Linked DNA regions of Homo sapiens: region 1 is linked to region 2. The links are chromatin loops, found by intact Hi-C in ENCODE. Cell type or tissue: B cell. All regions are shown on one strand. Each heading gives the region's core, and the rest is flanking DNA. Links, peaks and the distances in the headings are about the cores only. Region 1 overlaps FBXW7 (F-box and WD repeat domain containing 7). Region 2 overlaps FBXW7 (F-box and WD repeat domain containing 7).

Evidence for each region. Hi-C counts contacts between places; a loop is a spot of excess contacts. Peaks named below come from ENCODE experiments on the same cell type or tissue, not always from the same donor. Only the 100,000 strongest peaks of a DNase experiment are listed, where the experiment ranks them.
Region 1: it touches region 2 in a loop (12-fold over the local background); 6 of 110 quality-filtered maps call a loop at or near these places.

Annotation. Positions count from the first base shown.
Region 1 is chr4:152,404,214-152,413,313 of GRCh38, forward strand. FBXW7 (F-box and WD repeat domain containing 7) reads right to left here. Exons shown (of 14, transcript NM_001349798.2): 3 at 8,267-8,316; 4 at 7,090-7,659. The coding sequence starts at 7,590. Among named protein-coding and RNA genes, the nearest start is that of FBXW7-AS1, 71 kb to the left of the region's middle. In B cell, for the core only: CTCF peaks have their summits at 4,522 and 4,725; a DNase peak (open chromatin) is centred at 4,528.
Region 2 is chr4:152,497,255-152,506,354 of GRCh38, forward strand. The region is part of intron 2 of FBXW7 (F-box and WD repeat domain containing 7); the gene reads right to left. Among named protein-coding and RNA genes, the nearest start is that of MIR3140, 12 kb to the left of the region's middle. In B cell, for the core only: CTCF peaks have their summits at 3,763 (motif pointing right) and 3,962; a DNase peak (open chromatin) is centred at 3,787; H3K27ac peaks cover 616 bases.

The DNA.
Region 1 (9,100 bases), core at 3,579-6,078, 92 kb before region 2:
TTTATCCAATCCTCCATTAGGAGCATTATACACCATGTAAAGTCATCAAAAAAGACCACATAGAATAATAATTGGTTTCCAGCAGAGAGTTATTTTTCAAATAAAGAGGCATATATGCTTGTTATAACAAAATGGAGAAATTATAAAATGTATTTAAGAAAAAATAACCTTTTATTCAACCACATTCAGAGATAATTCCTAACATTTGGTACAACTTCTTCTGATCTTTTTCTTTGCATATGTATATATGTAGATACATACACACACACATATATAAAAATGTATGTTTGCTTCATAATTAAGATCACACTGTATAGAGTTTTGAATCCTATATTTTAAATAAAATATTTTTAAGCATTTCCTGTTATTAAATATTCTTTCAAATGTGATGTTTAATGGCTGTATGAATTGCCTTCAACTGATTTCTGCATGTTAGCAAAATGATTCCTAAAGTGGGATTTTTAACTTCTCCTCAGGGCAGTCTCAATTTAACGATCTGTACATATACTGAATACCTGAGTCTTAAACTCAATTTTAATGACGTGCCCATTTACAATTTCTAGTCTAGCTTAGGTACATCTTAAGAGGTGAAATGAGGCTGGGGCATGGTGGCTCATACCTGTAATCCCAGCACTTTGGGAGGCCCAGGCAGGAAGATCACCAGAGCTCAGGAGTTTGAGACCAGGGTGGGCAACATAGTAAGACCTTGTCTTTACAGATAATTCAAAAATTAGCCAAGCGTGGTGGTGCCACGAGTGGTCCCAGTTACTCGGGAGGCTGAGGTGGGAGAATTGCTTAAGCCTGGGAGGTGGAGGCTGCAGTGAGCCATGATTATGCCACTGCACTCCATCCAGCCTGGGCAACAAAGCAAGACCTTGTCTTAAAAAAAAAAAAAAAAAAAAAAAGAGGTGAAATGACAACTGTTCACATTACAGTTTGCCAGTCTTCAATTCTCAAACTGAATTAGGACTGAAAACAAATTTACCAAATTTCTACTGCTCAAAAAAGTGAAGAATTATATGTCAACTTAAGACAAAGCTTACCAAAAATGTCACCAGGTAATACCAAATGAACTGCACCATGAAGAGAAGCAAGAACAGGTTGAAAGGAATTCGATTTTCTAAATCTAGGAAGGTATTAAGATAGGGGATTTGGACTTCGATTTGAAGGATATGGCTGGTGGGAAGGAGTATGATTCAAAACAAGTAGAGAGGAGAGGAGATGAAACCAGGTAAAAACTATGGTAAGATATTGGAAGACTTCAAACATTCTCATTTAGGTTTGGCTTTATCAGTGGGAAATGGGGCACCAGATATCTGTATTGAGGTTATTATCTATACAGAGCTAAAAATTCATTTTAAAAAACTCATCCAATTATTCATACTGCCAACTCATTGTCAAGGACGTGGCGTTATAGCCTGATGCAAACAGAAGCCCAAGCAAAAATGCTCTTAACGTTTTTAAACACTGACCCTCCAATTTTTATCTTACAATTGCCTGGCGGGTAAGAAAAAGAGAGACTAAGTGATCAAGTCTGTTAAATTATTCAGCAGGCCCAGACTCAGATGATAAGAAAAAGTCAAGCCACTTTTCTATCCACTGACCAGAAGATGGGACCTATTGAGAGGGAAAAGATAACCTGGGGAGGCAAATAAAAACTTGGTTTGGAGAAAGAAACAGTACTTTTAGTTTTCAGTGGACCACTCAGATGATGATGCCCAACAGACAGCTAGAAATGCAAAACTATGGCTAAGGTGAATGATCGGAGCTTGAGAAATAATTTTGGAGTTAACTACCAAAGTGAAAACAATATTCATCATGATCTATTCCTATGTCCTTTTTCTTCATACTGTCTTCCCTACCACCAACAAAAACAACATTAAAAATGGATCAGATCATTATAATACACATATGAAACAATTTTCTTTGGAAGCATTTTGAAGATAACTATTTGTGATATTTGTGTATACTTCAGTGAAGTTTATCATCTGTATAAAGAACTAATCAATGGAATGCTATAAAACAATTTTAAAATGGTCCATTTGGTGTGAAGATTATTCTTTAGTCTACAATGAAACCTCATAATTAAAATACTTTTTGAGCTGGGCACGGTGGTCCACGCCTGTAGTCCCAGCTACACAGGAGGATCTCTTATGCCCAGGGGTTCAAGGACAGCCTGGGAAACACAGCAAGGCCCCGTCTCTTAAATAATTAATAATAGTAACTGTCATTACCTGCAGTGAATGAGATACAGTTTATCACCAACATTTAGAGCTATTATTGTTTAAAATAATATTAACAAATACATTTAAAACTATATTAACAGGCATTAATTAGAAATTAACCATGAGCTAAAATTCATTTTGGCATCCATATGGAAGATTCATTAAAGCATTTAAATATACAGAAGCTTTAGTTAAAGATTAGAAGAAAGTCTAGAGAAATTGACTTAAATTCTAATGAAAGGAAAGGGTACATATTTTATCAACTAGGGAGATCTGTGGGTAGCATCGACTTCAAAATTTATGTCTATTTTTATTGAAGATGGGCCTAGCTTATTACAGTACTCTTCTAATCCTCCTATGTACCTTTTTAAAAGAATTTATTTCTCTACTTTTTACACTAGAGGGTGATATGATGACTGAATGCTGAAGGTTGTAAAACATATATATAGAGATTGACAACCGCTGCGGGGAATGAAGTTTATTTTGTGGGATTTGGGGTAAGGCACAGGAGACGGAAAAAATGAGGTCACAAGGCCGATATCTGCAAAATATCTGAGTGTCCCAGGCACTATGCTACTTGTTTTACATAAATTATTTCACTTAATCCTTACAAAAACCTTGAGAGGTAGGCATGAGTCTTTATTTTACAGATAAAGTAATAGGTTCACTGAGATTATATACTCATGGTTATACAGTAAGTGGTATAATCAGAATTCAAACTCAGATGTGAAAAGTTCTTATCACTCTAATATGTTAGGGGAAAACCCATCTCACCCATTGTCCCCATTTCTCCCATTTCCATTATCCTCCCCACATGTTTAAAATTGGGCTAAATTAGGCTGAGTCAATGTTTCATTTTTCCTCCTTCACAAAGGTAGGGGACATGGCTATTCATTGGGCCATGTTTACTAGTGGATGTTATTCAAGATGACTGCCTTAAATAGCATTTTTTGCTCTCTGGACATGTATATACCAAACAGACTTTGAACTTAAGTTGCTTGTCTTGCAGGTAGACTAGGCCAGGGACTTTCTGAAGAAGCTATCATTCTCTAGAACTCTACAACAGAGTGTAACTTAGAGCCCTGTTATATTTCCAATGTTAGCCACATTATCCTACAAAGCTGCTCAGCAGCTCTGGTCCTAGGAGGTGGTTGGAGAATGGCGGACCAGATACCCTGATTGGTTAATGATCCTATTACCTGATTCCTCTATTGTTCAGAATTTATAGACAAGAAAGGGTCTTACGCCTCTAAACTCCAATACACTAGATGCTTCTCCACACCTCCCCCCACCCTCTATTTATTTATTCTGAAACAGGGTCTTGCTCTGTGGCCCAGATCACTGCAGCCTCAACCTCCTGGGCCCAAATGATCCTCCAACCTCAGCCCCCAAAGTAGCTGGAACCACAGGCGCATGCCATCACACTCAGCTAATTTTTGTATTTTTTGTAGAGACAGGGTTTTGCCATGTTGCCCAGGCTGGTCTCAAGCAATCTGCCCACCTCAGCCTCTCAAAGTGCTGGGATCACAGGTGTGAGCCACCACACCTGGCTATCTTTTATATATATTTATTTTTTGATAAACATTTATTTCTTATTTGAGGCAAATGGATAAAAACGATTTAATTACTAGGAAGAATCTAACAATCAAGATGGGAAAAAAATAGACTAATTTGAGGTAAGGAAGTTATGTGAGAAGAGAACAGGTGGAAGCCACTAAGATAGATATGGAAGCATCAGAAATTAATGCTCAAACACACTTCTCTTCATCAAAAGATCAGGATACCAGATCTGGCCTAATAATCATCTCATTTGTTTTTCATGTTAGTAGAAAATTAGTTGATATTCTGCATAAAATATGTCAAAGATTCTTCAATATGAGCTGGGCATATCTTCAGAAAACAACTTTTTTTAAAAAAATATGATAAGGATGTTGAGAATGAGAGTTAAAACTGAAGAGACAGACATTTGTATCTGGAGAAGCAAGATTTAGAGGAATAGCCAGCACACAACCTCTGCTTTAAAAGCATGTTTTATGGATTCAAGAGAGTATGACCTCTATAAAATTTTTTAACAGCGTCATTTGTTCCTGATTACTTTAGCCTTGAGCTGTAAAATCTTCAATAATGTTTTGTTAAGTGCCACAAAGAAAAGTAGTTAACTGAGCCCTCTGTCCTTTCTATAGGGTAGCTCTTATCACTTCAAATGGGACATAGTATCAGAAAATCATCACATGGCAGAGTCTCTGACTATGTTGGAAATCTTGTTCAGTGATGTTTGTCAAATTCAACCATAGGGGGCAGCATAGCATGTGGAAAGAGAAAGGGGTTTTTTGCTATTAGGCAAATCAGGATTAAAATCTCTCATCACGTAGTGTAATCTGGGGTGGATCATTCGGCCTCTCTGTAACTTTTGTTTATGTATCTGTAGTAGGATCTTTCAAACAGTGTGAGCTTAATAAATAGCAATTCTTGACTACCACTTCCCTTGACTTTTAACATTAAGACAACATGGAATTTTTAACATATATTGCTTGCCATAAGGCTCCCAAAAGAACAAACCTTTAGTGACAAGGGGGGAAAAACTGTCCTCAGAGTGTTGACAGTTTTCAGAATGCTTTCAAAGAATAAAGCAATGCAAGGAAGAATTAAAAATCTTTTTTTCTCATTAATATATTTGCTTATGCAGCATATTTAGGGATGATGGGTAAAATTCAGTCTAGCTGTCCACAGGGTTTGTTTATGAGAATGCCAAAAAATAAAACTTGAAAGGTATCCTGAGTAAAATTTGTAGAAAGCTAATCCTATGTTAACATTTAAAATGGGATTTCATTTCTTATGCCTCTACTCTCAAAAGTCAAAGAAGACTTGAATGAAACTATGGTCTAGGGTAACATCTGTAGAAGTGTCTTAACTTTATAATGATCAAGAATTTAAAGCTCTTCCAAAATAAAGTACTTCAACTAGTGAGAGCTTCTATTTATTGTATTAAAACATGTATACACGGAGAATACTGACATTTTCTTTTTAGGTGAAGCAGTACTCAGTGACTTTTTTTAATGCTGTTGAAAGTGCTCTGGGAATACTCTGGCAGAAGGGTTTCAGGAATGGACAAAAAGGAAAACATTTAGAAAAATTTCAGACTGAAATCTTACTTGTAGAAGGGTATCACTGTCCTGGCAATCAAATAGCTTTGTATTCTTCATGCCATACTTACGAAGGCAGATCATCTCATGATCAACAATATATCAAAAACTATACATACACACTTATATAATAAATGCATACACACATCTATACTGTACATGTGTATATACATAAATGCATACACACATCTATACTGTACATGTGTATATACATAAATGCATACACACATGTATTCCTTCTATGGTTAGAGCCCAGTCCATTCTTGTTATATGTACAGGACAATAATTGTTATTCATGATTCAGAATCACTAGAAAAAAACTAACAAATTCAGTATACTTCGTTTTTAAAAAGGTAATCATCATACACAAAATTTTACATCTTGAAGGTAAAGAAAAGATAAAGCACCTGTCAAACTTGTGAACTGGAAGGTTTCCTACAGAATATAAGGATGACTTTTCCTTTTGGAAAAAGATAATGTTTTGTCTAACTAGCTTTTTTTGCTTTTAATTTAAAGTGTAGCAGAAATCAGCAATAACTCTGCATTGTTCCGCAAGGCTTAGTTTTGATTGAACCTCTTTCTGAAATAAGTTAGTGCAATTGGACCTTAAGTATTAAACCCCTATTCCTCTAACTGAACCCTCAGGAAAAAAAGAGATGTTAAAACTCCCTTTTGATATAGCAACCTTGAAGAAGATGATCAAGACTAGGGGGGCAAAAGGGAGGAATGACACTATAAAAGGTCTGAGCCTTAACAAAGTGGTGCTATAGTTGTTAGTGGTAGAGCCATCTGGCTGAGATCCAAAGCTACTGCTTCAACATCTTGAGACAGGGATGGTACAATGGATGAAAAATCACTACTTGATGTCACGTCCTTCTTAGATCATGCCAGCTAAATAAAATCTGACTTGCAGATAGGCTAGGTAAATTAGGGCCAAACACATTTTAGAAAGTAAGGTTTTACAAGCAGATGTAAAACATGATTTAGCATTTCAATTATTATTAATCCAAGTGTGTAAGATACTTCATTCCAAGTCAAGTTAGGTTAAACGATACGATGTTAAATCAGTTTGTATATTGTTTATGGCCTAAAATCACTGTAAAATGTAAGAAATAAGCAAGTAGGAGTAAGAGGATGAACTACCACAGACATTATGTTAATGTCTATAAAACAAGTATATTCAAGTTAAAATGTTCCTTTCCAAAACATAGTTTAACTTGTAAGTCTACTCTACATGAATATTCATTATTTCTAATTCTCAAATGATAAATAACTAGAACTAATTTGAGGCAACTTCTGAGTAATTTATGCCTTAGAGTGACACTTGTGAATAGCCCACTCTAGCAGCTGCATTTTGTAAATAAAAAGTTTCTTCATTACTTGATTTACACAAATCATGTTTCACCCGAAACCTCTACACCCCACACAAGCTACTAATCCCTGCCCGGGACGCAAGGTTTAGACGAAAATTTGATGTTAATAATTTTTCATAGTAATAGGCTCAATTACTTTCCCTCCATTTGTACTCAGATTGTCCCATTATCAGTATTTCTACTTGTAATACTTTCCATTACCTTCTGTAAGACAAAAAACTAGTTCATTTTATTATTACACATCTTAAGATTAATTTTTAGTAATACAAAGACTGTGAGGAAAGTTTCATTACAATTAAAATAGATATGTAAAGTTTCTCAGGTTAACAATATATTGAATATACTCACTTTTGTTGTTTTTGTATAGAATGGGGAGGAGAGTTGGTGAACGGGCAGGTCCACAATACTACTGGAGTTCGTGACACTGTTAGTATGTGTATGTTCATCTTCTCTGCTACTATCATCAGACTGATCAAAATCGTCACTCTCCTGGTCCATCTCCTCCTCCTCCTCATCCTCCTCATCTTGTTCACCAGCATGTTCTTCATCTTCCTCTTGTTCTTCTTGGTTTCCTGAGGAGTCCTCATCTACCGAAATAAATCTATTATTGTTTTCTTCCAACTGTCCTTGCTGGGAATCATTTTGGCCTCCAGGTCTAGGTTCTACTCCAACAACTTCACCATTCCTTGCAGTGTGCTCCTCCTCTTGTTGTCTGAGTTGCTGTTGCTGTTCCTCCTCTACCACACGATTCATCTGTTCTTCATCTACCTGGCTTGAGGAAGGGTTACCTCTCAGAGAGCCTCCAGTTCGTCGTCTTTTGCTGCCCACAGAGAGCAGTTCCTGATTCATTTCCAAAAGCCAGCTTGCTACTTCTTGGACCTTGGCTAGACTATCAGAAGATGCAAAGGTTTTCACATTCTGCAGGGGAAAATAGGGTAAAAAACAAGATTTGTACAATCTATATTATGTTCTACTTTCATGTTATATGTCTACTTTCTAAATATCATTAATGATTGCAAAAAAGTATTGATGCCACCAAGGCATTAAAATGTTCTTTAGTAAACAATATAGAACATTTCAATTTTAAAAGTTATAAGACTTTATAAAGACATGCACAAAAACCATAGTAAACAACACTAATCCCTTTTAATAATTTTTAGCATGAAGATTTATAGTTTAATTCCTTTGACCAATAAAACATAATATTTCAAGCAAATAAAACAATTTTAATTTTACATCAGTAGTTCATAGACTATATCCTATATAAAACTTCCACAAAATTTTAAGAAGTGTATCAAAAAAAATTTTCAGTGTTCAGTTAATTTGGGAAATGCTGAGGTAAATCAGATTAAAAGGCTTTTTACCCTGGGTATTTCCCAAACTTTTCTGATCACAGAATCTTGCCTTCAGACACAGTTTTCTAGCAGGTAACAATTATAATCATTATTATTTTAATTTTTTTACAAATGACTGGACAGAAAATGAACAAAAAATTTATTTAAAAAAAAAGTTCATAAGTTCATACCCTCTGACCCAGTAACTCCACTTCTGGCAATCTATCCTAAGGAAGTAATCCTAAAACAGAAAAAAAAAATTTATACAGAGGATGCTCACTGCAGTTTATCCACGAAAGCAAAAAATAAAGATAAAAATAAATGTAAATAAAAATGTAAATAAAAATCCAAATGTTCAATATAAAGGAATCTATGAGATGGGATATATATGGTGTAATCCCTAAACATGACGTTCATAAAATATTTTTAAAAACATGGATGTTATAATATATTATGCTAAGGGGAAAATGCTGGAAATTGTGATTATAGTATGATTTTTAAACTGTATGAAGACTAGAAGACAACATTTCAAAATAAACTGCATCTTAGGCAGTGGTATTACTGATGCTTTAAACTTACTTCTTTTTATCATATTTCTCAATTTTTATATATCAAGCATGTTTGCCTTTATGTTTTTTAACCTAGGCTCTAGAATTTTATCTGATACAGCATCTTTTCATGATATTCATTCTTACATTTTATCCTTTGCTGGTATCTATATGGACATCTTTGAAGTCAGATAAAATGCCAACATGTTGTGCACACACAAGAAATTATGCACCCGTGATCTAAAACTTGAAACTGCTAACAAATGAAGTATTGTCAATTCTAGTCTTTTTCAGAGAAAACCTTTAGTATGATTTACAACAGTGTATCATAAAACACAAACATCAACAAACAGAAGCCCATATCCTAAAATTTGAGGAAGGTCTTTTATTTCTTCCTACCATAATACAAAATGTCAAGATATATCAAATATTAATATAGAACTTATTATTTTATCGGTAACTGATGTGACTGAACTT
Region 2 (9,100 bases), core at 2,242-4,741:
AGAATTTGTGTGAGCCAAGATCGCACCACTGCACTCCAGCCTGGGAGACAGAGTGAGACTCCATCTCAAAAAAAAAAAAAAAAAAAAACCACACACACACACACACACACACACACACACACTATGAGATACTTGCAATGCATATTACCAAAACCATTAATATCCAGATTATAAAAAGAATCACCACAAATCAATTTAAGGTTCAATACCCAATAGGAAAAAAATCAGCAAAGAACATAAAAGATTCACAGAATAGGAAACTAGAATGATCAAAAACTATGCAAAGACATTCAACTTTACTATAAATCAAAGTAATGAAAATGAAAATCATCAAACTCCATTTCTCATCTTTCAAATAGGCAAAAAAATCATAGCTAGATAAAATTAAATGTTGATAAAAAAAAGTGTGGAAACATGTTAATGGGTATAAAATGGTAGCTCCACTTTGGACTGGACTCGGCAATACTTGATAAAGTGGCACCTGAACCCTGTGATTCAGCAATTCTACTTTCAGGTATCTATCCTAGATAAAATTACAGTAAGTACCTATGTACGAGCATTACAATATTATTTGCCAAAAGGTAGAACTGCATTATCTCTATAAAACTTAGCATTATTCAACCTGGAAAACTAAACAGTAGTTACAATGAATGAACTAAATCTACACATGTCAATATGAACACATCTAGAAAAAAACACAGGTCATCTTTTGTGTAAATGTTTTATGTGTACAAAAACAGCAGGGAAATAATCGTAAGGACTTTAGGATAATGAGTACCTCCAAAGAAGGGAGAAAAGTATGGGGAGGGAAGAACTTTAAAAGGAAATCAAACGAGGCAAAAGGTTAATATCTGCTTGACCCTGAGGTTAGATACACAGGTGTTTGTTATACTACTTTCTGTCCTTTCTTTGTATCTTTGATTTCATAATTTACACAAATTTTAAGAGACTGCAAATAGTAAGCTTAGTGAAAAGAAATTGCAGAGGGCACAATGGAAGGAACTAGGAAGCATGAGAGAAATAGAAGGCTTTTGTCAAGGCAAAAAAAAACTCATAAAACATTAAGAAGACAGTAATTCAGAAGATATGATCACCTACTAACGAAAACTACTGAGAGGCAAGTCTCAGACTCCTTGAGGAAGATGGAAATTGGGCCTCATGGCCAGACTATGCATCTAACTAGTTTATTATCTCAGCTCATTCAGCCTGGCATCACTGTGATTCTCAGCAACTCTCATCACTATATATTATGAGGGTGACTGTGCTGAACCTTGAATCTAATAGGTGCAAGACATTCTGTTGGACAATGCAAGCGATATAAAGAGGCATAGTACTAGTTTTCAGGGAGCTTATCATTTAGTGCGGAAGCTAAGATGCATACAGAAAAACAAAACAAAACAAAAAAACACCTTGCACTTAATGTCTAAACAAGTGCTACTGGAATTCAGAGGAAGAAAAAAATCCATCAGGCTGCTGGGATGGTATAAGAAAGGTTTCATAACAATAGTGGAGCTCAAGCCAAGTAGCAAAGAAGAAAAAGCAATTCAAAAGGTACAAAAATTGGCATTCCTGGTAAGAAAAAATGACAGCAAAGGATTGCAGAGCTCTAGGAAGGGAAAAAATAGAGTATAAGTGCTTGACAATTTTTAGATCTCAATTAGAAAAATAAAATATTTTGACGATAAATAAAATCTTTAAAGTTAGACGATCAATCAGGGCTCTAAGCTATAAACAGAATCTATTTGAGGTGGTTTCAAGAGAAAATAAATTTATTAATATATTAGGGGATTCCAAGAATTATCAGAGAACTGAAGAATCCACTTGGAGATATGATGCCAGGAAAAATACCTAAGTCTCCCCACCAAATTGTTCCCATCCTTCAGCCCTAGTACCATGAAAGCTGAGCCTAGGACAACAAGGCTCACTAGTATCTCTGTCACTGCTACCTCTAAACAGCTCAATATCTTGTCACTCAACATGCACATTAGAAAGCAATTCCAGGCAAGAGCTGTTACCCTGCATTTCTCTGACCCTGAATTCATGTCTTACACAGATGCATCTGATCAATAAAGCCTAGGTCATATGCTTGTGCCCTAGCTGCAAGGAATACTAGGAAATTGAGTTCTGACTCTATAAAACATGAACATGCAAATTTATCCAACATTGAGAGGCTATTTGAAATGAGAAACCACAAATACAGATCAAGTCTATGCTTCCAATCAAGATCCTCAAACCTGACAGATTATAACTAAGCCTTGTACAAACAAGACTCTCTCTGTTCCTCATATGGAGGTAAGAACCAGAGACTTATCAGTTATTGCACACAGCTCCAATATCAGAATCTCTCGGTGATATCCCCCTCCTTCCTGTTTTCTCATATAACCCATGAAGTAAACTGCAAAAAGGGGGCAGCCTCCTGAGCAGCCAGGACCACAGGCTCACGCAGCCATGCCCAAAACACAAAAGTTAACTTTTGTGTTTTTTGTAGAGACAGGGTTTCACCATGTTGCCCAGGCTGGCCAACTCACTCTTATGGTAGTTCAAGTAAGGCCTTCTCCTATGAGACCTAAAATTTTTTGCTCATACAGATAAAGTAGGATCTTAATAGGCTTCCTCTCTATTTTAGACGTAGGGATCCATGATCATTTAGTCACAGCCAAAAAGAATTCAAGTCAGTGCATCTCTGATCATCATGCCTGTCAAGCTACCTTATGAAAATGATGCCTGGACCTTACCTAGAATCTGGCCACACCCCCTGAAGTAAAAAAGACAATTTCAATGAAAGTATCTCCTCCAGCCTACAGACAAAAGCAATTGAATTACTTTTCATATATGCTGGCACTGCCCTCAAAGTATTTCTCATTAGGTTGGTGAATGAAGTGTCTTCCAGACCTCTTAGTAGAGAATACTGGAGAGGGAATAGGGGAGGTAAGTGAATGGTCACAGTGATAAATCCACTCCATCAGTTCTATTTCCTTTAATCTTTTGACTTCTTCCTCTATATTATGCTATGAGTTTTTAGGCATTCAACTTCATTTAGTATAAGTCAATGCTGAGACCAAAGGAGCAAACAATTAGAACCACTCCTGGCTACTTGAACGAGAACAATGAATTCAGAATCTCTGATAACTGCACCATACCAATACATTCAGCCAAATGCAAAAGCATGTTTCTTTCTCTCTCACATCATCATCATCACCCATTTCTGTACATATTCCTGAAGGTTTTGCTGCTTTGTCAGCAAAAAAAAAAAAAAAAAAAAAAAACTTTAAAAAAATTACATATAATCCTTTTCTTCCCATTGTGACTGCAAAGGTGCAGCATGATATAGTCTGACTCCAGTTACAGGTATGGAAACATGAGTATCGTGGGAAGGGGTATGAGGAAACTAGCTTCCCCATGGATGGTAACTGTCTTAAGCAAGGTTGTTAACACAGGGAAGGATGGCTTCTGCTAGCAGGAGAGACTCAGAGTTTGGAGACTTGAAGTACTATGTGTCCGCAATTCCCCATATACAGAAATGTATTCAAAAGATTATTAGCAGCCAAAAATATCACATGTACAATTTAAAAAGTGGGTATTTATAAATTGCAATTCTGTTTCCTCATATTTTCTTAAAATTAAGCAACATAAGATTTCTTCTATTTGGTTTTGTTACCATGCATTTGATTAATATTAATTATCACAACTTCACACTAAGATCAGGCAGCATTATGGTACTCAAATTTAAGAGCAATTGAATTTGTGCCTCTAGAGGGCAGCATTTCTCACAGGATAGACAAGTCCGACTTAAAGTCACTGTGGAAGAAGCTTAAGACATGCAGGAAGACAAGCTTTAGCAAGTTTCTTTCTTGTAAGATATCTCAAAGCCTTTGATATATTAATGTGCATGGTAAAATATTCAATAGGCCATTATTATGGTACACAGTGTTTCTTCAAACTTAATTACAGAACTCTTTCAAGGACCATCTCTAGTGACTAGCAGAATGCACTTTGGAAACCATCTAAATAGGCAAATTCTCTCAAGACAAGTTCCACTTCCTTCTTTATTCATGAACTTATGCTTCATAGGATTTTTAAAACAAGTTTTCAGACATCTCCTTATATTCTCATATCATGAGATCAAGACAGAATGAAATAAACATCAGCAATAACATTCATTTACTTCTGTAGAAATCAAAAACATGGAGAACTTATTGCCTAACTTGCTCAAAGGATAAAAGCAAAGTAATAAAGAAAAAAAGGTTGGTGCTTTAATAACTAGTCAAGATATGGCCACTACTGGTTTTAAAACCACAGAGGAGTTGAAGTACTTAATTTTAGAAATTGTATATTCATCCAAATTCAGGATATTAAATATCTGAGCTCCACTGAAAATCTTTCCACAATCCATGTCAACTGAAATTGAGCTTGCTAATCTAAAGTTTGTTGTAAACCTGATGAGATCTCGATAGGTCTCTACAGATGAACATTCTTTTTTTTATTTGTGAAAGAGCTATTAAACAAAATTACTCTCTTTTTTTGGTTTTTCACCCAAATGATGAAACAGTCTTTAGAATATAGATACTTTTCCACTCTCCAACTACTCTAGTAACATACAGGCAAGCTATGATTTCAAATATGTATATCCAAATGCTTTTCTGATTAAATCCTTTTATCCATGAAAAATGTTTGAAATTTTTTCATGCCTATAAGAGATGCCACAAAGAAAATGCAAGTAGTTCTAAGTAGCTCTTTCTAGGGTGCTTGATTCAGAAGTCCCCTTGGTACTGTTCCTATGACATCAGCCTGATCAAAAATGACTGTAATCTCTAGTCCCAAGTAACCAAAATACTTTAATCACATACATAACCAACTCTCAAAAGGTTTAATTTCTAATATATTAGCTATTAGCCACATGTGACTACTAAGCACTTGAAATGTGGCTAGTGTTACCAGGGAATTGAGTTTTTAGCTTTATTTAGTTGTACTTAATTTAAATTTAAAAGCTGAAGCTGTGTAAAATGTCCTTCTACTAAAGAAAGTTTTATTCTTTTGGCAGTACTACATTTCACTGTGACCACTGTACTGCATATTATACTCCACATCTCAGGATACAGTGAGTCATTTCTAGTATTACACATAAAAATACTGATCTAGTCAGTAAAAATTAACTAATTTACAGTTAGAATGAGTATTTTTCTACTCATCAATCTAACACCGTACTGCGTTTACTTAAATACGTTTTTCACAAATAACACAAGTTGCAGTGATGCCTATGTAAATCACAACTGGTAACTCAATCGCAATACTTTTTATTTTTTTTAATTTTAATATTTTGAATATAATTAATTTTCTTACTTTAAAAATGAATGGACAAGAGGAGGACACATTTTTAAAAGTAAAAAGAAGGCATTACAGCAATACACAATCAAGTAGAGATACAGAAGCTAATGCTACCACCAGAACAGTAAAGTAAAAAGAAACTGGAAGAAGGTATGCTAGAAATTTTCTAATGAATGACAATTACAATTAGCTGTGACAGAGCAAAATTAAAAGCTATTTCTTGGGTTTTAAAGTTTTACAAGTAAAGTAGACAATATTAGGAGACATTTTCAACAAATACACAGTGAATTTTATAAGAACTTTCTGCTCTACAATCAGAAGAAAAGCAACAAAATTAGCCAAACAATGTCAGAAGTAAATGTACAACAAACGTGTTTAAAAGCTTTTTAACAAATCTGGGCTTGTAACTCTGGTCAGCTATAAACTGGCTTAAATTCTTGCGCCAAAAGAAAGAAAATCACATTTACATAAAGAGATGGTAAAGAAATTATTTCAATTATAGAAATTTTGTTAGAAAATTATGAGGAATACTAAAATAGATACTTTACAACACGTGGAAGATATTCAATTAAGACACCATCCATCATATGGAAGACCTTTCTAATAATACGAAAAATCAACAGATTCAAAATGTGAAAAATTACTATTTCCCTTTAGCTTTAGATGAGCCATGTGATATAAGAGACACTACCTTATTAAATTTTTTTTTTTGAGACAGTCTCGCTCTGTTGCCCTGGCTGGAGTGCAGTGGCGCAATCTCGGCTCACTGCAACCTCCACCTCCCAGGTTCAAGTGATTCTCCTGCCTCAGCCTCCAAGTAGCTGGCATTACAGATGCACACCACCACGCCCGGCTAATTTTTTGCATTTTTTAGTAGAGATGGGGTTTTGTCATGTTGGCCAGGCTGGTCTCGATCTCCTGGCCTCAAGAGATCCACTTGCCTTGGCCTCCCAAAGTGCTGGAATTACAGGCATGAGCCACCGTGCCCGGCCCCAATTAAATCTTTTAGGTGAAATTTATTTGAAAGAACTTCTAAACTTAAGAAAAAGTTGTCACTATGTAGCTGTAAAAAAAAAAAAAAAATCAAGAGTGGCATAGATATTTTTTAATCCTTTACCTCTGTCAAAGAATTTCAGCTAGGTATTAAACAATTAGTTTCTATCACAACAGACAGCTCCAGCTATGTTAGGAATTTTAAAAGCAAAAATTGATGTTTCTCCTATTCCTTTATTCCACTGTATGATACACATTGAAAATATCTGTGTTCAGCTTTCTGAAACAGACTATGAAAAGCCCTATGTAAAGAGTTGAATTGTTCAGTATGTACATGCCAAAAATATGAATCCTAGCCAGTTCATGGAAATGTTAAAAAAATAAAAAACAATACATTTAAAACATCTGTGTTCTTTGCTCACTGGGTATAGTGGAATAACTTCACAAAGATCTACTCTAATGTCAACTCTGATTTTAGAAAGAGATGCTTTTCACTATTAAGTAATAAAAGACAAAAATGGCAGTATTCTTTTGTTTCCTCACTTACATCTCAATGCCTATGAACAAGCTTAACTTGAAGCACCAAAGAAAGGTAGAGTTTATTTATGACCAGGCTAACACAAGAAAAAGTAAAATAAAAAGAAACTGGAAGAAGGTATGCCAGAAATTTTATAAGAACTTTCTTATAAATTTACATTGAAATTTAAAGTTTTCATAACACAAACCAATAAAAAAGATTTTACACTTTGTTCTAACATAAATCAACATATATAAATTTTAATTGACAGTGTTTTGCAAAGTGGCTGCAAAAATTACAAAAAAATCATTGAAAAACACTTTATTTAATATAGATTTGCCTAACATCCAATCTCCTTTTGAATATAATGTCAGTAATACGGAGTTGACACAAGAGTTCATGAATTTGCTTAACTTCAGTAGCTCAATTTTGAAATGGATACAGTTTTGCTTCAAAGTCTACTACATTCTACTAAAAAACATGAACCAGTTTTACCAATTTAGATGCAAATATTACAGAAAAATTATTTTTTGGTACTTAATTCAGGTAGCGAAATACTTAAGTGTGTCTGAAACGATTTAGATATGTGAATCTACTTTTCCAACCATAAACTTTATGAAATCTAAAGGAAGATCAATTACTTCCGGTAAAAAGTTAGTGTTGAAATTGAGATATAAAATATCTACCAGATTTCAAAAACTTGGTACAAAGAGAATCTAAAATAACAATTTTTTTTATAAATTATGTTGAAATGGTAATATCATGGCTCCATCAGGCTAAATATCTTAAAATTAATTCAACTGCTTTTTACATTAATAAGGGTATTGCAATTTTTAAAATAACATGTGTGGCTCAAATTATACAGTCACGCATCGCCTCATGACAAAGATACATTCAGAGAAATGTGTCAGGCAATTTCTTCTTTGTGTGAATATTACACAGTGCTTTTACACAAATCTCCATGGTATAAACTATTGCTCCCAGGTTACAAACCTGTACAGCATGTTACTGTACTGAATACTGTATGCAACTGTAGCACAATGATATTAACACATCTAAATATATAAAAGGTATATTAAAAATAAGGTATATAAAATGTAAAACGGTGCATCTGTATCATAAATTAAGCTAGCAGGACTGGAAGGTGCTCTAGATGAGTCAGTTGGGGTGGATGCATATGAAGGCCTAGGACATTATTGTATACTACCATACACTTTATAAACAGTGTGCACTTAGGCTGTACTAAGTTTATTTTAAAATTTTTTCTTTCTTCCGTAATAACCTCAGCTTACTATAACGTTTTTACTTTATGAACGTTTTAATTTTTTGCCTGTTTTGTAATAACACTTAGCTTAAAACACATAGTAAAGCTATATAAAAATATTTTCTTTCCTTATATCCTTATTTTATAAGCCTTTTTCCTGTTTTAAAAAAAATTTTTTTAACTTTCAAAACTGTTTTAAGACACAAATATACACAATAACCCAAGCCTACACAGGATTAGGATCATCAATATCACTGTCTTCCATCTCCACATAATGTCCCACTGGAAGGTCTTCAGAGGCAATCACACACATGGAACTGTAATCTCCTACAACAACAGTGCTGCCTTCTGGAACACCTCCTGAAGGGCCTTCTTGAGGCTGTTTTGCAATTTTTTTTTTTTTTTTGAGGTAGAGTCTCACTCTGTCACCAAGACTGGAGTGTGGTGGCGCTATACTGGCTCACTGCTACCTCTGCCTCCCAGGTTCAAGCAATTCTCGTGCCTCAGCCTCCAAGTAGCCAGGATTACAGACGTGCACCACCACACCCAGCTAATTTTTGTATTTTTAGTAGAGACAGGGTTTTGCGATGTTGGCCAGGCTAGTCTCGAATTCCTGGCCTCAAGCAATTCGTCCGCCTCGGCCTCCCAAAGTGAATTTATTTTTTTAAAGTTCAAACAGTGCATTCTAAAGTAACAACAGAAAGTGCAGTATTGTAAATATATCAACCAGTAACACAGTCCTTTATTATCAAGTATTAGGTACTGTACATAATTGTATGTGCTATACTTTTTTTTTGAGACGGAGTCTTGCTCTGTCACCCAGGCGGGAGTGCGGTGGCACGATCTCAGCTCACTGCAAGCTCTGCCTCCCAGGTTCCCGTCATTCTCCTGCCTCAGCCTCCTGAGTAGCTGGGACTACAGGTGCCCGCCACCACACCCAGCTAATTTTTTGTATTTTTAGTAGAGACGGGGTTTCACCGTGTTAGCCAGGATGGTCTCAA